2 separate regions of the Mus musculus genome follow, and region 2 is linked to region 1. A link is a loop called in an ENCODE intact Hi-C map of the cell type or tissue named here. Cell type or tissue: heart. All regions are shown on one strand. Each heading gives the region's core, and the rest is flanking DNA. Links, peaks and the distances in the headings are about the cores only.

What was found. A loop is a pair of places that touch in the nucleus more often than their neighbours do. Peaks named below come from ENCODE experiments on the same cell type or tissue, not always from the same donor. Only the 100,000 strongest peaks of a DNase experiment are listed, where the experiment ranks them.
Region 2: a loop joins it to region 1, with 10 times the contacts of the local background. A loop is called at or near these places in 1 of 42 quality-filtered maps.

What each region holds. Positions count from the first base shown.
Region 1 is chr7:68,746,210-68,754,540 of GRCm38, forward strand. It overlaps Arrdc4 (arrestin domain containing 4), which reads right to left and starts at 3,029. Exons shown (of 8, transcript NM_001042592.2): 1 at 2,560-3,029. The coding sequence starts at 2,857. In heart, for the core only: no CTCF peak of the experiment used is centred there; DNase peaks (open chromatin) are centred at 2,432 and 3,192; H3K4me3 peaks cover 2,336 bases; H3K27ac peaks cover 1,708 bases.
Region 2 is chr7:67,954,029-67,962,359 of GRCm38, forward strand. The region is part of intron 1 of Igf1r (insulin-like growth factor I receptor); the gene reads left to right. Among named protein-coding and RNA genes, the nearest start is that of Igf1r, 5.9 kb to the left of the region's middle. In heart, for the core only: a CTCF peak has its summit at 8,056 (motif pointing left); DNase peaks (open chromatin) are centred at 4,233 and 8,043; H3K4me3 peaks cover 1,795 bases; H3K27ac peaks cover 4,295 bases.

The sequences.
Region 1 (8,331 bases), core at 110-8,109:
TGCATCACTGACTCAACGAGTCTCCTAAACCTTTCTCTCTACTTTTCACATTAAGGAGAAACAAGGAACTCGGGTCCACTTTGTAAAGAAAGACATCACAGGCTGGTGACCTGAAGGCAACGTGAACAATAACTAGTCAGAAGAACACAGGTTCAGATTACATGGTGTGATGCAGTGTGCATCCCAGAGGCTCCCTACGTGCAGGAGTGGACGGCCACACAAGCCTCAGGAGGGTCTCAGCAGAGCTAGAGGCCTGGAGTCAAGGGACACTTCTGTACCTTATCGCTTCCAAGGGGCTCATTAGGCCCGCAGAGCTGAGATAGAGTGTGATCGCCATGTGACACATGACAAAGTGCACACAAATGTTTAGCAGTGTGGATTTACTGGACTTAAATGGCAAGCTCGGGTGATAATGAGGATGAATACTTCGGTCCTCAAAAGAACAATTGGAGGAAAGGGGAATGGATATCTGCATCAAGTAAAGACTACAGAGTCCTGAAGTCCTGAGACTTCATGGTGGGCCTGGGAGCTGAGGACCAGAATACAGATGAGCGGGTAGAGTTTGGATGAAGGGAACGGGCATGTAGAGTTGCTAGCATACTAAAAAGTGATCAAGAGAGATGAAGAGCCCCTCAAGAAGCAAGCCAACCCAGGCCTTACAGGACTTCAAATGAGAAAACCAATTTGAGGAAACGGACAAACGCTGTAATACCGAGTAAAAAGGTTTCTTTCTCTTTTTAATTTTTATGTTTAATTAGAAACATTCAGAAGATGTAAGGTGTGGCCATTTCTGCTTCTGTTTTATGGCTCTCACTGTTTCCACCTGTCCACTGAGGGCTACAATGTTAAAGGAAGCTGCTTTATCCACCAAAGCCCTTCCAACCAGAGCTTTTCATGAAACCTTTTCATGAGCCCTGGGATCTAGAAACATTGTAGAGGGGACGAGAGGGGCTGTGTAAGGTCACACTCTGGTGGGTGCCTATGAACTGAAGCTAATTCTCTGCTTTGGTCCCTGGGACTTTCTTATATCCTTGGCTATGAGCCTAGCCTTTAATGGCTGAGCCATCTCTTCGGCCGAGGTGTCTAGGTCTTTCTATCACGATCTTTTTTCATAAGGACTTGAAGTGGTTCAGGCACAATGATAGTAAGTGGCTCAATAAGAATAATAATTTTAAAGAATATTCTGGGAAGATTTTTAAAACATAGATCCAACAGTTTAAAATAGATCCTAGGGGTCAACAGTTATTTAAAAAAAAAAAAGATCACCCTAGGTCATTGAATGATAACTAGTTTATGAAGTTAATGACCCTGAGAATCTGTGTCAAGTTGCTAAGTTCTTCCAAGTTGTAAGTATGTGGGGGAAATGTTCCCCCACTCCTTAAATAAAAGCTGACTTTAAGCAAACTATAACCATTGCTAACACATTCTAGGAAAACTGGCAGCTGTCTAGATGTAGCTGTTTCATTAGAACAAAGCAACAAGATCTTACTTGTGAGTCAAAACCTATTTGTTAGCCCAGATGTTACCAAAGCAGCGTTCAGTTCTCATCCTTACAGGCGCAGGGGCCGAATCTTAAACAGAAACCTGGTTACCTCTCGCTGCCACGGCCTTCCCTCCAGTCAGCCACCTTTAACATCCTTGTTGGTTATTAATCACTGGGAGAAAAGACTCCTGGAATCCACAGTGAGGAAAGGACATTAAAGCAGGTAGAGCTCTCACCTGCCACACCCCATTATCCAAAATACAGCTCTCGTTAGGCACATATTTGAGGATTTATCTGGACACCATTGTACTTCTCCACAGGAGGATACGATGCACTAGGTAGTAAGCTTAAGGCATTTGATAGGTCCAAGATGATGAGGCAGACAGATAGAAGTTTACAATAGTTTCCACTGAGAGAAGACTGACTCACGGTTACTAGCATTTTCATGATGAAATGCAATCACATGAACCCAACATACATATGCATGGGCACTTCTGGAAAAGTCAGAAATGGCCCAGATGGCAGGCATTGTCTGCAAAGGCCTTTCTGAATGGGGAGAGGTAAGAGGAAGGGGAGCTACAGCAATGGATGGCTCTTAGTGAGATTCATGTTCCCCAGTGAGGAGACACTTCTCTCGAACTACCCAAGTACCACTTCCCTTTTCCCAAGATTTAGTTTTCTGTAAATCATCATGAACCCGGGAGTGTCTAGGGCCAGGACAGGCAGGAGCAGCAGGCCATCAAACTCTGGGCACCACATAACAGAATGTCACCAATTCCACCTTCCATGCCTCCAGGTGAGGAAGGACCTAGAACCCAGACAGTCAGATGGCGGGTTTCCATGGCAACGATTCTGTAATAGGTTACTAGAAGATCGCAGGAAGCTAAGTTCAAAGGTACACACCAACACAAAAGGGTCTGGCCTCCTCCTAGAAGCCAGGTAGGGGCACAGGCTTGGCCTCCTGCCCTTCCCCCGTGACAGCAGATGACTCCCCTTCCAGAAGCTTCCCTCAGTGCCACCCAGCACCCAGGGACGCGCCCCTTCCCGCCCCCCTCCCTGGGGATCTCCAAGCTCACCAGCTGGGGCCTCCAGCAGACTCAACCGCAGGTTCAAGTATTCCACTTCTGAGGAGGCTGCGGGAGAGCCCCCACCGATGCAGACCCTGGCCCCAGCGCTCGGGCCCCAGGCAGAGGTGGCACGGCCCTGGGCCTCCAGGCGCAGTCCGCGCAGGGCCACCGGCTCTGCCGCCTCCAGCAGCACGTGCCCGGCCACTGTCTCGCCGCTTGAGTAGCAGCCCTTGCTCTCATCTTCGAACACTAGCCCCAAGCTCTTGACACGGCCCCGAGGACCATCGGCTCCCGCCTCGCCTCCCATTCCGCCAGGCGATGCGGCTCTGCCACCAAGATCCGCAGTGGCCCCAGGTCGGGGTAGCCGGCTCCGCGACGCTGCTGTCACGGGCGCCGGCCGCACACCCAGGGCCACTACGGCCACAGCGCCCAGCCGGGTGAAACACCCGCACTGGGGCCCTGTCTCTTTAACACACCCCACTGGGACTGGAAAGGGGCTGACACGGCCCGCCTACAGAGCACTGCCATTGGCCAGTCGCGAAACCTGCTTCTTTCCCATTGGCTGTACATGGCCACTTAGTCATTTCATTGGCGCCCCCACACCAGGCTGAGCAGGACGGTGGTGCGTGATCAGGAGGGCTTCACCAATCGGGAGACACCATAGTGCACGTGCACAGGACCTTTATTGGTGGGAGCAAGGCACAGTCCTGGGCCACAGACCAATAGTGAGGCAGTGCGCCCATGTGGACAGAGGATGGGAAACAATATCTGTTAGGGAGGGGGCGGTTCCCGGCTCACCGGCGCATTGGTGTCAGCGTTGCTATGGTTATAGTGGGGGCGGGCTTTCCAGCTCAGAGAGGCTAGAGTAGTTTGTACTAGAACATGAACTTGTGGCTGCAGCAGGCCCAGTTTAAGATTACTTCTGCAGAGTGCCCAGCAAAAGGTTTCTTGGAAAATGGAACTCAGGAGTCTCGCTTTATGCTGGCTGCCTTGGAACTTTAAAGCAGATATCAGAATCTGCTAACTTTCATGATTCTGAGCCACACCTCTTTGGGTCTCAGACAGAATTCCTGTACTAGCTGAGAGCCAATGTCTTGGAAGAATGCTGTGATTCTTAGTGCTTTTGTCCTGAGAAGTTCTGTTCCTGGTTGCTGAAGTCCAGCCAGACTCCGTCTCTGGTTCTTCTGCCTCTAAATAAGGTCGTGGTTTTAAAACAGCACCTGCCACTTATTGGTGCTGATGCAAACAGAAGGACTCCATTATTGACTGAATAATACTCTATTTGGTCGTTATATACATGCATAAGTTGTAAAGTGTGCAAATATTATGTCTGGAAAAAAAGATCGATACTTGACACACAAGTGCCCCACCCAAAAGGATTTCGTAACCCCGGGATCATAGTCCTAGAACATGCCCAGCTGTCTCCGTGACTTGTTCCCCAAACCCACAGCTCTTCTTGCTGGTTTCTTTTTAATTCACACCGTTCTAGATAGCCTTTTGGTATCTAGAATATTTAAATATGTGTAATTATTTGTCTATCAATTTGTAATCCTTTATTTCCCCTCGTTAAAATTCTAAGTGCGTAAGCTGTTATCAAGGTTTGATAATTGAAAATTGAAACTGAAGGATATTTTCTTTCCAAGGCTCTGAAAGTATAGGTTGTTTTACTGCACTCTTTTGAGTTTAGATGATCAACACGGGCATTTTTATTGTTATCTATCTATTTATTCATTTGTATAATATTTCTATTCTTGAAGAAGTCCATGCATGCATGCAGTATATTTGCTCATATTCTACCCCCATTCCTCCCCTAACTCCTTCCAAACGCATACTTACCTCCATATTCTAACTTCACGTCCTCTTTTCAAAATTGTTGATTTAATTTAAAGTGTGGTTTGCTGTCATAGAGCTCACTGGTGCTCTATCTGTGCTGCTCATACATTTGAGCAGAGGCCATCCACTGCAGCATGGTTGACCTGCCAGGAGTCACACCCTCAAAGAACACTGTAACTTTAGTAAGGCTTTAGGGTGTCCAAAGATTCTTTAACACTTCTCAAAGAAAGTAAAAAGAGCCATAAATCCAGCCCTGGGGGTCCCGAAATACTACCCTTGGGTTCCTGATCACAGTGTCTATAATGGTCCCTGCTTCCTTTCCTTCACAGCACAGCTTGATCTTAAACATGTACTTGCACGGTGTTTATTGCCCCCACTGAGGACAAAGACTTTGCTCTCATGCATTGTTTTTTAACCTTTTGTATCTAACACAGAAGCAAGCAATACTCAATCAATGTGTGTTAACAAACACTGAATGATGGATCACAACCACCGGTTTTGAGACAGATGAATAGTGCTGGACCTCTTACTGATCTTCCACTGGCTCCAGGGAGAGATGTTCTCCTCAAAATTAAGTGTCTAGGAAAGAGGTGAAAGTTCACTGACATGCACAGACTGGCACCAGGACAGAACTGTAGACATGGCATCCCATGCTACCAGAGACCAAGATTTTGGTTTTTTGCTTGTTTGTTTTTTGCTTGTTTGTTTTACTAGGTTTGGAGATCCAACCTAAGATTTTTTGCAAAGCAGGCAAGCTCTCTCTCTCACTAAGCCACATCTCCAACCTTTAGGTTTTAGAGACAGGGTTTACACTAAGTAAATATGGGTAGTTCAGGTGTCCAGACCCCCTCTCTCTCCTAAGTGCTAGCATTTATAAGCACGAGTCATTGTGCCAGCAATGATTGTGCCAGTAATGATTTTAGACTATAGGCACCTGGATGTGTGAGCAAGAGCAGTTTAGCAAATGTAGTTCTTGGGGCTGGTGAGATGACTCAGCAGGTAAAGGCACTTGCCATAAAGCTGGACCATCTGGACTTTGAGGCCCAGGACCTACAGGTGAGAGGGAAAGAACTACTCCTGCGAGCTGTCCTCTGTCCTCCACATGCATAGCATGGCATGAACATGTTCATACATAGACACACACTCTTGCTCTCTCTCTCTCTCACACACATGCATATGTATACACACATATAAAACGTTATGTCAAGTTTAGTGTAATGTATACACACACACATAACACAGAAATACACACATAAAACTTTATGATGTGTGTTTGCATGTGTATGTGCTTATGTGTGTATGTCACTTATATTTCTGTTTAGAAGTGTCAGGACTAATCATTTGCTCTTTTATTGATAAGATTATATTGTTTTGGTGTTCTGCTGTTTGAATTATTTTTTCATTAATTAATTCACTTTCCATCCTGATCATAGGACCACTCCATCCTCTCCTCCATGCCCTACTCTTACAAATTCTTTCCACTATTACCCCCTCCCCTTCTCCTCTTTGGGCCCACCCTACATTGGGACATCAAGTTACAGCAGGACCCTCCTCTCCCACTAAGGCCCAACTGGTCAATCTGGCTAGGGGACAGGGATCAAATATCAGGCAACAGGGTCAGAGACCCCTGCTCCAATAGTTAGAGGACCCACATGAAGACCAAGCTGCACATCTACATCAATGTATAGGGAGTCTAAATCCAGTCCCTGCATGCTCTTTGGTTGGTGGCTCAGTCTCTGTGAATCCCCATGGCCCTGGGTTAGTTGATTCTGTAGGTCTTCTTGTGGTGTTCTTAATCCTTCTTGCTTGTCACTTCTATCTTCCACTCTTCCACAAGACTCCCCTAGCTCTGCCTGATATTTGGTTGTAGGTCTCTGCATCTGTTTCCATAAGCTGCTGGATGAAGCCTCTCAGGAGACAGTTATACAAGGCACCTGTCTGAAAGCATAGCAGAGTAACATTAATGGTGTCAGGGGCTGGCTTTCTCACATGGGATGGTCTCAAGTTGGGTCAGGTATTGGCTGGCTGTTCCCTCAATCTGTGCTCCATCTTTATCCTTGCATATCTTGTAATCAGGACAAATTTTAGTTAGAAGGTTTTGTGGGTGCTTTGATGCCCTTCTCCTTTCACTGGAAGTCCTGCCTGGCCACAGGAGGTGGACACTTCAGTCTTCATATCCTCTGCTGGTAGGAATCTCAGTTATGATCACCACCATTGATTCCTGGTGGTCCTCCTCATCCCATGTCTCCAGCTACTTTGAAAGATGCCCCCACTGATTTCCATTCACACCCCCAGTCCTCTCCAGTCATCACCTCTGCCCACACCTGATCCCCAACCCTGTTCCCTCCTTACCCCCTCTCCCACTCAGTTCCTTTCCTCTGTCCATCTCTGATGTCTATTTTATGCCCACCTTTGAGTAAGAGTCGCACATCATTCCTTTCCTTAGGCCCTCCTTATTTCTTAGTTTCTTTGGGTCTTGGATTGCAGCATGGTTATTTTGTACTTGATGGCTAATGCCAACTTATAAGTTAGTACCTGCCGTGTATGTCTTTATGAGTTTGTGTTACCTCACTGTATTAGTCAGGGTTCTCTAGAGTCACAGAACTTATGGATAGTCTCTAGATAATAAAGGAATTTATTGATGACTTACAGTCGGCAGCCCAATTCCCAACAATTGTTCAGTCGCAGCTGTGAATGGAAGTCCAAGGATCTAGCAGTTACTCAGTCTCACGCAGCAAGCAGGCGAAGGAGCAAGAGCTCGAGCTAGACTCCCTTCTTCCAATGTCCTTATATTGTCTCCAGCAAAAGGTGTAGCCCAGATTAAAGGTGTGTTCCACCACACCTTTAATCCCAGATGAAAGGCATAGCCCAGATTAAAGGTGTGTTCCTTAACTCGGAGATTCAATCTTCTGGAATCCATAGCCACTATGGCTCAAGATCTTCAAACCAAGATCCAGATAAGGATCTCCAAGCCTCCAGATAAGGGTCACTGGTGAGCCTTCCAATTCCGGATTGTAGTTCATTCCAAATATTGTCAAGTTGACAACCAGGAATAGCCACTACACTCACACAGGATGACATTCCATCCATTTGCCTACAAATTTCATGATGCCTTTGTTTTTCATAGCTGAGTAGTATTCCATTGTGTAGGTGTACCACATTTTCTATATCCATTCTTCAGTTGAAGGGTGTCTATGTTGTTTCCAGTTTCTGGTTATGAATAAAGCTTCTATGAATGGAGTCAAGCAAATGTCCGTGTGGTATAGTGGGACATCCTTTGGGTATATGCTCAGGAACATATAGCTGAATCTTGTGTGTGTGTATTCCCAATTTTCTGAGAAACCGCCAGATTGATTTCCAGAGTGGTTGAACTTGTTTGTACTCCCTCCAGCAATGGAAGAGTGTTCCCGTTGTTTCTCATCCTTGCCAGCATGTGCTGTCACTCGAGTTTTTGATCTTAGCTATTCTGACTGTAGTAAGATAGAATCTCAGAGTGATTTGGATTTAATGCAGCCTAGCTCACAAAGACCGCTGTGTAGAAGGTTTTTATTAGCATGCAATGCCCATGCTAATCATTTTTTTTTGAGTGGTCAGAATTCTTTTTAGAAAGGTGTTGCTCAGCTCTGTATCTTGAAGTGTTTCTGATTCATGCATGTTTTCTTCTAGTAGCATCAAAGTTTCAGGTTTGTATTGAAATCTTTGATCTGTTTTGTGTTAAATGTCTCTTCCTCTTCTAGGATAGTGTTTTGTTCAAAATTGTTCCTCCGTGTTTTAGTACTTTATATCAGTCTTTCACCTCCTTGATTGGCTTCCATCCTATCTATTTCACTGTCTTTTAAAGGCTCCTGTGGGTGTTTTTCCTGATTTCTCTCACAGAATGTTCATTATTGGAACATAGAAAAGCTGTTGATTTTTGTGTGCAGATTGCCCTGTTTATTCTCTGAAAAC
Region 2 (8,331 bases), core at 313-8,312, 790 kb before region 1:
TTTGTTTTGCGAGCGCGGAGCCCTGGCCTTGGTTTTGTTGTGGCCAAAGTTGTGGTGCACTGCCAACACCTCCCCCCCCCCCCCCCCCGCTCTGCACTTCCTTTGTACATACTTAATAAGCAGTATCGCTCATGCTTGCTATCGCTTGCAATCTGATAGCTTTTGTTTTGGTGGTGTCGGGTAGGAGTAGGTGGTGGTGGGGGGTGTCTCTGGGAATGAGAACTCTCCACAGTGTATGCGGGCAGGAGGAGGAGGAGGGGGTTTTGTTCTCGAGAAAAACAGTGTGGCATACTGGTGCTTTAGAGATGGTAGAGTAATTTGAACGCGATTAAAAGTTTAAATGCAGTCTCCGAGTAGGGGCTGGGGAAGTGAGGGCGTGCGGATGAGTAATGTTTGCAGAATGTATGCAGGTGGTGCCTATTAACTTCGAAAAATCACGACCTAGCCTTGAGTTGGGGTGGGGGGGGGGTGTGACACGATGGAGCCTGCTAGGGACCCTACCGCTGCCGTAGTTCACAAAGGCTGTTTCTATAAACAAACCCTTGAGCCTCTTTTAAGAAATATCTATGATGGAGTCCGAGTAGTTCTTAAAAGAACTATAGCTATAGTAAGACTAGAGAAAGACTCGCAGACTATGGCCGACCTCACAAATCTGGGCTCTCCTGCCCTTTGTTTTCCAAACTTTGAGCACACTGGATTGGGTGAAAGGCGGTTAGATGGTGTTTGGGGGCAGGGAAGATTTCTAGCCTTTAAGGACTAAATATGGTTTAGAAGACACTAGGAACGAGTCCATTTTCCTATGGCATCTTATTGTACTGTGTACATCTCTACTTTTGCTATTTAACAGCAGAAGTTCTGCAATGCAAAGAAGCAGTGGTGGCCTTGCCTTGCTTCTTGGGGCAGGATGCAGGCATCCGAAACAGGACGGAGCTGGGTCTTGCTGAAGGATATTCTTTGTCCAGAGCAGGGGCAGCAGGAGAAGGGTCTTTCATTGTGTTGTTTTTAATCCGGTGGGGACCAAACGCTTCCTGAGAGCCGCCTTTTATGATGGTCAATTTCCTAAAGTTTGATGGCCATCCTGAAAGCACTTGGGATCCTGGTTAGGGCCTGCTAAAGTTCTGTCTGGGTGTCTGCCCTTCCCTCTTTACAGCTGAAGGGTTAAGTTTTAGCCCCAAAGGTGCTAAACCACATAACTGAGGAGAAAGTCTCTGGGTGCCAGCAGAGGCAGTCTTCCAGCCATACAGGTATTAGGTTTAAGGAATGGTGATTCTTTGGAGTGCGACATCTGTGGATATGTTTTCATCTTTAACTTGGGACTGTGGAAGTTTCTTGAAGAAAGGCAGCCCTGCAGACATGTTTGTTTTGTAGCGGGAGAATGAGCAGACCTAGGAAAGGGAGCAGCCAGATAATGTAGGGCCGCTTTCTGTTTTGAAAATCAACATGCACTTGAGAGTTATTGTGGTTGTCTCCTAAAAAGGATTGAGTCATCTTTCTGCCGAGGGCACGGTAAAATCCTATTGTCAGAGGAAAGGAGGTATGTGCAATGTTGGTGTTTAAAGAAGTTAGTGCTTTATTACCTACCAGAAGGAGAGCCCAGAATAAGAACTTCAGAAAGAACCTAACTAGCAAATTATAGTTTAGGTTTTGATGCAGGGAAATAGCAAGTCAACTATACTTTGTGGAGGGCCAGACTGGTGCGGGTTCAGGGCTTGAAGTTTAAAAGGTCATATGTTTGAATTGTCAAAAGGATTAGAAAAGACCATCTCTGAAAGATCCAAGGGTTGAACATCCGGGCGCTTAAAATATTAAAAACAGAGAAAATAAGTTATAAACTGCCTAATCTTGTATGAACACTACATGAACTTACATGAAATGTTCAGCCAATCCATAGGGAGAGACAAATTGCTCACCAGATATTGGGGAGGACAAACTGGGAAGTGATTGTTAAGGGGTCCAGGATTTGGGGCAGGTGTGTGTGTGTGTGTGTGTGTGTGTGTGTGTGTGTGCGCGTGCGAGTGCGCGTGTGCGTGTGTGTGATGAAAGTGTTTTAGCTTCAGTTTGTGGTGATGGTTGTACAAATTCTCAATGTACTAAAAAAAAAAATTGAATTGTATGGTTGAAAACAGTGACCTGGGGGGGGGGTATGTGAGTAACATCTGAACCTGTTTTGTTTTTTTTTTTTAATTTTTTTTCAAAGATTGAGAAGAATGCATTGTGCTACCTTAAGCCTTAAAATCTGACTAAGATTATTCAGTAAACATAGGTGCAGGTTTGAGTTGGTCTCTCCCCCCCACCCCCAAATTCATGAGCTTTTAAGATCCATGAATTCCTGCAGTACAGCAGATTGGTAATTGAAGCTGTAACAGCGGGGATTGGATGCCAGGCAAGAAACAGACAAGTAGAGGGAAAGGAATCTTGCTCTTCCTTGGCTTGGTAAATGGAGGGATGGATGGAGTCAACCGGGACAGCACACCAGTGCTAATGAAGGTGTGAGCTCCATAGTGAAAGCCCTCAAACAGAACCTGAAGTGAACTTCTGCAGGGCTCAGGAGCCTAAGGCAAGGGGCGTGTTTCTATCTACAGCTTTCCAGTAGAGAAGTAGTATGATGTTAGCCACACGGAAGGAACTTCTTCCCTCCTGTAGTAGCCACAAGTGGTCCTGATGCAGAGGAAGGACCGCTTACTGTAGGGCAGTGCGCGTGCGACTTTCCTTTTCTTTTTCTTTTTCTTTTTTCTTTAATTTACAAGTTTTATTTCTTAAAATCTCCAGAATCTGAGAAGGTGCATCTTGGTTGGTTACAGTTGTTGTTTAGGAACCTGTAGCCTTAACAGTTTTGTTTTGTTTTTAATAAAAATAAATAAATAAAATTAATTTTAGGCACACAGTCAAGTGGTTTTGTTTTCAAACTGGCGTGCCTTTATCTAAATGTACTTTGCCTTTTCCGTAGGAACAGACCTAGACGGGAATGTTTGCATTGGGTTTTTGGTCTCTGTCTCCAGGTCATCTGTTGGTGATCTCTTGTTATGGTTGCAAGGTATAGATCAGTAATGAACATCAGTGAGATCATCTTCACTCCTTGTCCGTCTGTCTCCCTGTTCATCTGTATGTCTGTCTGTCCTTCCTTCCTCCCCCCCCCCCCCCCGGGAGCCCTGAGAGCACTTTAGTTTTCCTTTTAATGTGGTTTCATTTGGTTTGTCAGAATGCACTTCAAGTGACTGAGTCTAGCCAGCAGTTAGTGGGCCCTTACTGTGTGAAAGCTGAAGTGAATGCTAGGTGGCGCGATCACCAGGAGAGGAAGGACGGACTCCCCTTGCTGTTGCCTTTGGTTCCACTCTCCCTGTATTTGCAGGAGAGGCCCTTTACAAAAACTAACAATCTACTGTAGGCTTAGCTGGTCTGGTGTGTAGCCAGTGCTACACTGTTCTTACCCTCTCAGGCTCCCTCATATTGGAATTTCACCACAGACCATGGCCCACGGATACCTGTCCATCTAGTTGGGCGTCTTTGTAACACTGGTGTGACAGTCGTGGTTAACGCTGCCTGTGTAACGTCATGCTGGATGCACTCATAGACCTGTAAGCCTAGGCAGGGGGAAACGCCAGTTTGAGGGCAGCCTGTGCTAAGTAGTGACACCTTGTCTCCAAAATCAACCCCCCCCCCCCCAGGGATATTCATAAGTGTTGCCTGGCTTGGAAGGTGGGACCAGTTGCAGAGGTGTTTCCCATGTATACATTGCTTTCACAGTTTGGAGATAATCATTAGGAAGTGTTCAGAATTCCAAATCTTTTGTAATTTAAAAACGAATGGACTTTTTTTTTTTTAAGTATGGGGGAGGGGGTGTAAGAACGAGACAGAGAGGCAATTGTACCTTTAAAAGAATTTTTTTTTTTTTTTTTGAATCATAAAGCACACAAGACAGGTTTTTCTCTGGTTTGTGATTTTCTCCGATTTGTTTTCAAGACTCATTTAAAACTCAAACTCTAGTTCGTGGAAGAGGTATTTGTGCCCGGAGGCCAGCTTGCTTTGAACTGCTTTTCTTAGCCAGCGTGTGACAGGTGCTATCTGAGCACCAGAAATGAACGCCTTTCAGTAGTACTAAGTATGTAATACTTCCACACGTGCTGTGGCCACGGCGGCTCTTGGCTTCTCCGTCTGAGACGCCCGATGCACGTGAAAGACAGCAAACAGGCTGTACGGTGTGATGATGCACTCGGAGCTTCCTGTAAGTAGTGTTTGGCAGCAGGTCTGCAAGAGGAAGTTTCCAAGTTCCTTATAAAGACGTGTTATTTGGGACGGGCGCAGTCCTAGTGTTCGGTGACGCTGAGATCTGTGGACATTGGGGAGTGCGTGGCTGATGTCCAGGATTGGTAAAGATTAAAGATTAGAATGTGTACAGGTGCCTTGTCTCGATCCCCTCACCCCCTGGGTCTGACTTGTTCAGAGAAGAGGACATGGGCTTGTGAAAACAGTAAACAAAGGATCTTTAAAACGAGTTAGTTCGCTATCTCAGCAGATGTAGTTCCTTAGCATGATGAAGTCCGTTTCTTTTCTTAAATTGTTTGGAATCCTTTAACTGAAAGTACTAGCCTCCTTGATTTGGTGACTTTGGATTTCTGGAGATGGATGCCATGTGTTCTCACGCGTGCCAGTTTTCCTTACTCTTTATTACTGTGATGGGGTTTAGAGCCCTAAGGTTGCTATGTCCCTACTTGAGTGAGAATTCATCCACTTTCTTCCATAAATACCCTGGGTACTCACAAGGCTCCATTCTCTGGGTTAGAAACGCTGATACCATAATGAGTCTTACCACCAGTTTTTCAGAGTATGAATTGAGCCACAGAAATCACGGCTATGTTTGCATAAAGAACTAAGAAGCTAGTGAGCAAGGCTTTAATTTTTCTTTCTTTTGGGTCGCAAATTGTAAGGATTTATAAACTCACAGATTGCTATTCAGGCATTACTCGAACAGAACAAAAACTGGCGTCCTTTATGTTGAGTGATGAACAGTGGGACTGTGGTGACTTCCACAGATAACGACGCTGCTGTTTGGTTTTATATTTATCCTCAAGTTGGTTACTGCTGGTATGGGATGCGTCTTGAGGCTTAGGGAGTATCCCTCCTGTATTTTCTGGTAGGCTTGACACAATTTCTCATGGAGTATCTGGTGGCCTGCTAAAGAAGAAGAATGTGGCCATGTTGGAAGTGTGTATTGCAGAGAGAAGAATGTCTGTCCCAAATTGTTTACTTTGCAGTGGAATGTCAGAAACAACTTTGGAGAGACCCCGAGGTTGCTTTCTTGATTTTTGTTTTTTTCCTAGAGATGGTCTTGTGGTGTAGCCCACACTGGCCTTGGACTTGATCTACCCTTGCCTCAGAGTACAGGGATCACCCATAGGCCTGTACCACCGAAGTTGGCTAGGCACCTCTTGAAGCGTTTGTAGAAAGGAGTTTATCATTATTACAGAAAATTCCTCCTGGTAGTAGGAGCTGAAGGCTTCAAACTCTATCTTTTTACTTCACACCTCCCTGCAGGAGTTACATAAATGCCAGCTCCTCACAGTGGCACATGTGCATCCAGATGGGCATGTTTGTCCAGGTGTGCATGCGTGCACTCCTCCACCCACAGAGACTGAGTGACCGACTGAGGTGCATAGCTCCTGGGCTTCTGTGTACTTAAACTTGCCAGTTTCTTTTTAAACACGGCACTTCCTTTAAGCTGGCTTTGGAGTTGTCGTTTTTAAGATTAATCTTTATGTGGGTAACACATGTTTTATGGTATTGAAGCCTAAATTGTTTTACAGATCAGAACTTGAAAGTTCCTGAGGTATTTTGCTTATCTATAAGTTGATTATTGGGGGAGTGTGTCAGATCGAGTAAATGAGACACGTACCGTAAGGCACAGAAGCCTGATGATATTAGATAGCAGTGAGTTAGTGTACAGGTATTTTTCTCCCAATTTGAATTATTTTAGTAACCTTTGATAAGTAGCTGAAAGAAATAAGTAGCACCTGTGCAGATTTCAGGTAACAGCCGTCTGTCCGGTTGACTGGACATTTGACAAGACCATTCTGAGTCACTAGCCGTCCACTCTGTTTAGACAGTCAGTGAATTCTTCACCAGTTCATCATGCCTAGCTGTGTCTTACGGTGTTCATTCTCTCCGACAGTTCTCCCTGGGCATCACTGTACTGAGGGAACGCACAGGGACGCCCCGCCGATGGTTCTGGTGTCCACTTTGGGGCGTTACTGGCTTCGTGATGTCTGTTGAGCCACAATGTAGAAGAGCTGGATCCTAGAGACTTCCGTTGCTAAGAGCGGCCTTTCTTGGTTGGATGCTGTATTCTCCCCATTTCTTCTAGCACGCTCACCAGTGAGCTTTTCAGTCACCAAGATTGGCTGCGATGGAAGGTCTAGTTAACCTCAGCTCTGCTTCCTGCCCTTTTCTGAAGAGAGTGCTTAATTGAATGTTTCCTCTCAACTTCACTGAGTCACTTGAAATCATGCAGATTTGCCCCATCCTGGCTCCACCCCCATCCAGTCCAGACCTGCATCCCAACCCTTTGAGTAGACAGGGCATACTTACTGGCCTTTGAGATACTTCTAAGTGCCATAAAGATCCCTGGGCTTGCTTACCAAGCCTGCTTCCTCGCTGTGTACCGCAGGCGAGTCCCCAGTCTTAATGTGAAGTCCAAGGCCCCTCGTATTGGGCTGTAGTAGATCCTCATAAAGACCTCGCTGTCAGGATCCACATTGATCCCCAGAGTTCTGCATGAGTGGGCTCTGATGATCCCCCACTCCAGCTTTTGCCCTCTTTCTGTGACTTGGCATGAATTCCACCACAGTCTTCTGCCCCCCTCCCCGCAATGGACATTGGAAAGCCCCTCTGGAACAATGGAAGGTCACGTGGGCCTAGATTCCTCTGGGCCGTCCATCAGTTCTCTGATATAAAACATGCCACTTCTCTGAGTTTGAGCAAATAGGCGGAGACTCGGGATGACTGTGAAAGACGGTTCTCCTTGTCTCTGTAAACGGCAAAATAAAATTATCTTCTACTATATTTAGAAAAATTAAACTCAGGAAAATTTGGCGGAAATGTGGATTTTTAAGTTTCATTACTTTTTGAGTGTGTGTGGGGGGTGTCCAGTTTTGGATGTTGGTACTGTAAAGTTGGGCCGATAGGGTAGGCTTCCGGTCAACTCCTCCCAGGCCCCCCCAGCACTTTCTAGGGTTTTAATATGTGAGAGATGCCGCCCTTGATGTCCTACCCGCCGCCTTCTCCTTCACATGAGGCTGTTAGCGTTTCTCTAACTGCACAGCTCTAACTTTCCCCTCCCTCCCTTTGAGTTCAGGCACCACCAGGCCGCACACTGAGAAGTCTCCCTCGGGCTTTGTCCTTTCCCTGTCATGACTTACCGGGATGAGGAGTGGCGAGGGAGGCTGGTTTGAATGCCAGTTCTTCAGTAGCACAGTCAGATTAATTTTGTGCCTTTGTTTCCTCCTCTGTGAAATGGGGTGAAGGGCGATTGCCATCAAGCCTAAGAGACCAGTGTTTAATCCCTGGGACTCATGGTGGGAGGGAGAACCAACTCTCCAAGGTAGACTCCCCCCCCCCCCACGGGTACTCTGTGGCATGCCTCCCCACCCCCAACAAATAAATACGGGAAATCAAAGGTACAGGCCTGTAATCCCAGCATGTGGAAGGCAGAGGCAGAGACAGGTGAATCTCATTGAGTTTAAGACCAGCCTAGTCTACATATGTAGTGAGTTCTGGGCCAGCCAGTGCTACATAGTGAGACCTTGTCTCAAAAACAAAAACAAAAAACCACCAAAACAAAAACAAAAACGTTAACCCTTTCTGAGTTCCGTTATTTTATCCCCTCCCGCCATCCCCCCCCCCCCAAAGGGTAGCCAGCTCCACTCTGTTCACCTTCCATTTTACAGTTGTTTGTCATAGTTTCTTCCTCAATCCTTTCTCTCGTTAGTTTCTGCCAGGGTCTTAGAACGGGTCCTATCTGCACTTTGTCCGCCTCACCGATGCGAAGTCGCCATCTAGCGGCCACATAGGGAGTTCAGCCATCTCCCTGGCTGAAGTAGGTGTTGTCCAGAGGAGGAAGAAAGCCAATCCCCTTAAAGTTCCTCAGCCTTTCCCTGCTGATGGTGACTGAGAAATGGTTGCAAGAAAATGTGGGTACACCAGGCTTCTTTAGAGATCGCCGGGCTGTGGTTTAGGATACAGCTTGTTTAACTGTTCAGAGAGCGGCTCAGAGAAGCAACTGTATTCCGAAGTGAGGTACCCTTCCTGTAAAACCCAGAGGGTCTTACAGTCCTAAGA